2 separate regions of the Homo sapiens genome follow, and region 2 is linked to region 1. A link is an interaction called in ENCODE POLR2A ChIA-PET data of the cell type or tissue named here. Cell type or tissue: OCI-LY7. All regions are shown on one strand. Links, peaks and the distances in the headings refer to the core of each region. The heading gives the core; the rest is flanking DNA.

Region 1 (2,907 bases), core at 209-2,708:
ACTGTTCGGCACCCAGCTCACACATCACCCCTCCTCTGTGTGTCTGCTGGCCACCCTCCCCCAGAACCTTTTGCTCCCTAGTGGGCGTCCCTAGGATTTTGCTTGTTTGGTCGTTAAGGGGATTATGATTCTTTAGTTGTCTCTTTCCACAGGTGAGCAGAAATTCCTTGCAACTGTCTCATACCTGGTTTATTCTTGGAACAAAACTAGGTGCTAAATAAATGCTTGTACAGTTAATTTGTAAACAGGTACTTGAACTGAACCAAAGAATCACAACTTTCCAACTGAAAAGTTCAACCCTGAACTCAGATATGATGATGATGATTTTTTTTTTTACCGATTCCTTATTTGTCAATTTTCTTTAACCCAAGAAGTACCCAATGAACCAGTTTGAATTGGAACCAGATCTATGCATGTTCTAAATGTATTCCAGTTGGACTGGAATAAAATTAGAACAATATTTTCCAAGCTGAAAACATCCCAAACTAAAGCCTTAAGGGTCTAAGTGCCCTTTGTTCAAGGGACTCTTGAAGGGCTGGGTCCCTCCTGGCCTTGAGGTACCTGAGACCCTAAGGTTCTCAGCTTTCTGAAACTTGTCCTGATCTCCCCGTGATCCACTCTCATAATGAACTGTTGTGACATGGAAGCCAGAGACGATTATCTCTGTTTTACAGATAGGGATCAGCCCTGTCAAGGTCACACAGGCAGGACCTGAGGCCAGATCTGCCCCTGCAGGCCTGGTTCCTAACCACTCTGCTATTTGACTCCATGGCAGGAAAAACATCTGCCAAAGACATTCCCTTAAGATGTCACCATAAAAAGGCTTAAGGTATTAGTTCTCTCTAGGGCATTTTCAGACAGTTCTTGGGGAATAGCTGTTTGTAAAAAGAGCTCACCATTTACTGGCCTTTTTTTTTTTTTTTTTTGATCACACCTTCTAAAGTATAAGCTGTTGGTAGAAAAGCATCTGCCATTGGTTTAGTATTCCCTGTGGGAATAGATTCTCCTGTGGGAGGCTCTGATGCTGGGCCTGCCCTGGAGATTCTGGCTCAGTAGATCTAATGGGTGGGGGTGGGAAAGGGGGTTCTGCTTTTTTTTTTTTTTTTGAGACAGAGTCTCGCTCTGTCGCCAGGCTGGAGTACAGTGGCGCAATCTCGGCTCACTGCAACCTCCACTTCCCTGGTTCAAGCAATTCTCCTGCCTCAGCCTCCCGAGTAGCTGGGATTACAGGCGCATGCCATCATGCCCAGCTAGTTTTTGTGTTTTTAGTACAGCCAGGGTTTCACCATGTTGGCCAAGATGGTCTCGATCTCCTAACCTCATGATCTGCCCGCCTCAGCCTCCGAAAGTGCTAGGATTACAGGTGTGAGCCACCGCACACTGCCAGTTCTGCATTTTTTAAACAGGTCCCTGAAGTGATCCTGAGGCTCACTGCAGTTCATGCACCATTGTCATACAGCACTGAGCGCTTGGCAGGCAGCCAGGATTTGCTGATGAAAGGAAGGAAAAACAGAGAAGGAAGGGACTGAGAGCTCACTGAAGTATTTCACAAGATAATCTTTTTCTGCTTGGTACACAGTAGGTGCTTAATAACAGTTGCATGTACAATAAATGAATGCCTGTGGTCATCCAGACCAACAGGCCAGTGAGCAGCCTGGGGACCCATTGGAGCTCCTCCAGGGTCACTGTGCTCTCCAGAAGCGGTAACTGCTAGCCACATGTAGCTATTTAAATGAAAATGAAGCTGGTCACAGTGGCTCACGTCTACAATCCCAGCACTTTGTGAGGCAGAGGTGGGAGGATCACTTAAACCCAGGAGTTTGGAACCAGCCTGGGCAACACAGTGAGACCCCATCTCTACAAAAAATTTTCAAAAATTAGTTGGGTGGGTGGTGCATGCCTGTAGTCCCAGCTACTTGGAAGGCTGAGGCAGGAGGTTTGCTTGAGCCGAGAGAGGTCGAGGCTGTAGTGAGCTGTGATCATGCCACTTCACTCCAGCCTGGGCAACAGAGAAAAACCCTGTCTCAAAAAATAAATAGGCCAGGTGCAGTGGCTCACACCTGTTATCCCAGCATTCTGGGAGGCCAAGGCGGGCGAATCACCTGAGGTCAGAAGTTCAAGATCAGCCCAGCCATGGTGAAACCCCATTTCTACTAAAAATACAAAAAATCAGCCAGGTGTGGTGGTGCACACCTGTAATCCCAGCTACTTGGGAGGCTGAGGCAGGAGAATCGCTTGAACCTGAGAGGCGGAGGTTGCAGTGAGCCGAGACTGCGCCATTGCACTCCAGCCTCGGCAGCAAGAGCGAAACTCCATCTCAAAATAAATAAAATAAATAAAATAAAATAAAATAATTAAATAATTAAAACAAATGAAAGTCAAAGATGAAGTTCCTCGGTTGCCCTAGCTACATTTCAGGTGCTCCATAGCCACATGGCTCATTACTACTGTATTGGGCAGCATAAATGCAGAACATCTCCATCATTGCACAAAGTCCTACAGGATGGCAGTGGGTGGGTGGGGTGGCTGTGGGTAGAATGGAGAGGAGAAATAGGAGAGGTGGAGAGAGAATGAGAAGGCAGAATAAAGAGAAAAGAGAGAAGGGGCACAGGTGCTGAGGTTGAACAGTGAAGGTACAAGGGCTCCCGGGGCTTGATGGGTCACTAGCCTGGACTGGTCACTGATGCAGGCTTCAGGTCAGGGCCCAATTCTCTTCTCTCCTCTAACAGTGCTTCAGGAGAGCTGAGGAACTTGTTGGATATGGAGCTGGGCACAGCAAAATCTCCACCCCCAGCTCAGATGGAGGAGAAACCTGGTGCTCCAATAAAGGAGTGTTTATCCCTTTAAGAGTCACAGCCCTGTCCAATTTTGAATATAAATTTTCCTTGAATCTATCACATATTGCCC
Region 2 (2,907 bases), core at 324-2,823, 200 kb before region 1:
TGGGGATGGCCTTTTCCACACCAAGATTCATTCATTTATCAGCTGAGCATGTGCTGTGTTCCAGGCAGCGAGATGGTGGAAAAATGGAAAAGGAGGTCCCCTCTCCTGCCATTGGGCATCTCCTAATCTGGTGGGGAATGCAGACAGTACCCAGTAACTCCAGACCAGCATGCTAGGTGCTGTCATCGCGGCACACCCAGACGGCCCCGAGCATCGAGAGGAGAGAGAACTCACATGAGGGTGTCTCACAGAGAGAGGAACACAGGCCTGAGTCCCAGCACCTGGGCTGGGGGTGCCAAACAAAGAAACGTGCAGAAGGGCATTGTCTAGGCGAATACAGGAGCATGAGCAGAGGCAAGAAGCAGACAAGAATCATGTACAGCAAAAGAAGGGGTTGTTCCCGAGTATAGTGTGCACTGGGGGCTGAGGTGGGAGGAGAGAGTGTGGGCCAGAACCAGCTTGGGAGGGGCACTGTTTGCCCTACCTGGTCGGAGGGACCATACCCTTTGGTCTCTGGGGCACCACCAAAGGTTTGTAAGGATGGAGGTGATGTCTCCTGGTTGGCATCTTTGGCTCTCTCTCTGCAGCAGGATGGAGGAGGGCAGGATAAGGACCCTGGGAGGAGCAAAGCACCCCACTGGGGGTGTCCTATTGGAGCCTCCTGGGAGAGCCAGGAGAGGTGTGGGCAGCCTCAACTCTGTGGCAGTGGGGCCTAAGGGTCAGGGGATGATCCATGAGTGGTCAGCAAAAAGAGAGAGACAGAGAGAGAGGTGGGGGGACTACCTGTAGAGCAGTTAACATGCATCAGCACCACAAGCAGGAGGACCGCTGGGCAGAGAAACATGTATGCACATTCATGCACGTGTACATGTGAATAACTCCTCTCACACATGCTGGAGGAAACCCTCGCTGTCATCCACACTCCCAGGAATGGCCACATTAGACATCTTCCCCCTAGTTCCTGAGAAGCAAACCCGGGAGAGCCCAGCCCTCAGCCTTGCTGCATGCGTGAGCATGGAGTTTTGCACTCTGGCCAGTTTTGCCTCTAGTTCTTTGTTTCTGGAAAAAACAGGCACTAGGGTGAATTTCTTTTCTCTTTTCCTACCATCCCATCTTCCTTCTTCCTTCTCTTTTGTCCTTCCTTCCTTCTTTCTTTCCTTCCTTCCTTCCTCTCTCTTTTCCCTCCTTCCTTCCCTCTCTTTCTTTCATGAAGAAAAGCTCACAGAAAGGCAGAAGGAACCACAGTCTATTGACGTTTCTGACTCTTAGAGGCTCCAAACCGAAACTCAGCTGTGGTTGCTCTAAGTGGCTACAAAATTAGAAAAATAATTTGCAGAAATGAAACCTGACTTGGGATGCCGTTTCACAAAATAGGCTAGATGGCCTTGATGTGTCATGAGGCTCCCACCACTGCGGCCTGCACTGCTGGAGGAACTCCTCACATCTCAGGCTGGGGAGCATTTCCACCCCTGCAGTCAGGCATCCTACAGAAACCTGCCCCCTGCCTACCTGAAGACAGTTCACAGTTTCCTCTGAAATGGGCGGAAGAGCTGGACCCAGCCACAAGACCATCAAGGAAAGCAAAAGGCTTTCAAAAGTGAGACTCCCCAGAGACCAAACCCAGGGGAAGGGATCTGGGGATTCTTAACAGACTCCCTGGGAGTCCAAACCAGGCTGTGAGCTTGGCTTTGCCATGAACTAGCTCTGACCTCCGTGCCTTTGGTAAACAGTATCAACAGCTGCCATTTACCAAATTTCTATGGGGTACCTTGCTTGGCTGCACCTGGGGAGATTTGGAAAATGCCAATGCCCAGGCTATGCCCCAAGCAAATTGTGTCACCATCTTATGGGTAGGACCCCCGCATCAACATTGTTTAAAGCTTCCCGAGTGAGCCCAACATGCAGCCACAGCTGAGAACCACTGCCCCCACCCATTTGGCTGGAGACTTACGTAGGTTCATCCTCACAGCAACCCCGCCAGGGTTTATGAATAAGGAAGCTGAGGCTAGGAGAGTTTGAATCACTCATCCGAGATCCTTGAGGTTCTCCCTCATCCCAAAGCCCATCATTCTTCCTCCTTTGCAGGGCTGGATATACCTGTACAGACCCCGCACAGCATCAGTGAGTGATCCAACCAGCCAGCTGAAGGAGCTCAGAGAGCACTGCAGGGAGACAGGGGAGGTGCCGGCGGAGCAGTCTGCCTGTTCCTGGCGTTTGGGAGGGGGTGCAAGCCTCAGGCCTGTTTTTCAGCCTCCCTCCCAAGTCACGATTGGTCCCTAGTCCTGGGGATCCAGGCTGTCTGGGTCAGTTTGAACCTGAGCCTCACTCAGCAGATGCTCTTAGTGTCTAAGCCCAGCGGTGGGCACTGTCAAGAGCCTGGACTCAGGAGCCGCATTCCTGCCTAGGTTCAAATCCCAGCTCCACTACTTATAAGCTGTGTGCCTTTGCAAAGTGAGTGATCTTTCTGTATGTCAGTTTCTTCATCTGCATGATGGGGTGACGTTAGAGTTGTTAGGAGTACTAAATGAGACAGTGCATATCAGGATTGAAAGCAGTTCCTGGAACATAGAAAACAAGAAAATCCCAGGCACTCTAAGGATTACGACTGTGAACGTGCAGTTCATTGCTGAGCAGAAACTCGATGGAACATGGGCCTGAATCAGTCAAGGTGATAAGTTTAAGTCAATGTTTGCCCTTTGGCCTTGCCTGTTCTTAGCTAGATCAGAACCCCTGGGGTATGGAGTCCACACCTGGAACTTCGAAGGGAAAGGAGGAACCTGTTTTCCCTCTTTGGCCTCACCCCAGCCCAGGGGTCCTTCCTCCTCTCCCACCATGGTCATTACCACCCTTCCCCCCACCCACCCCCAGTCAAATACTGACTCTGGAAGCACCTTCTGCATGGGGCAG

Evidence for each region. ChIA-PET counts read pairs that join two places held together with the same protein. Peaks named below come from ENCODE experiments on the same cell type or tissue, not always from the same donor. Only the 100,000 strongest peaks of a DNase experiment are listed, where the experiment ranks them.
Region 2: POLR2A ChIA-PET joins it to region 1 with 7 read pairs; 1 of 35 experiments calls an interaction of 5 or more read pairs at or near these places.

Annotation. Positions count from the first base shown.
Region 1 is chr18:48,982,468-48,985,374 of GRCh38, forward strand. No RefSeq gene overlaps it. Among named protein-coding and RNA genes, the nearest start is that of SMAD7, 33 kb to the left of the region's middle. RefSeq lists an enhancer at 1,381-1,882. In OCI-LY7, for the core only: no CTCF peak of the experiment used is centred there; a DNase peak (open chromatin) is centred at 1,454.
Region 2 is chr18:48,783,997-48,786,903 of GRCh38, forward strand. The region is part of intron 9 of CTIF (cap binding complex dependent translation initiation factor); the gene reads left to right. Among named protein-coding and RNA genes, the nearest start is that of CTIF-AS1, 56 kb to the right of the region's middle. RefSeq lists an enhancer at 1,307-1,506. In OCI-LY7, for the core only: a CTCF peak has its summit at 1,497; a DNase peak (open chromatin) is centred at 1,355; H3K4me3 peaks cover 1,965 bases; H3K27ac peaks cover 2,337 bases.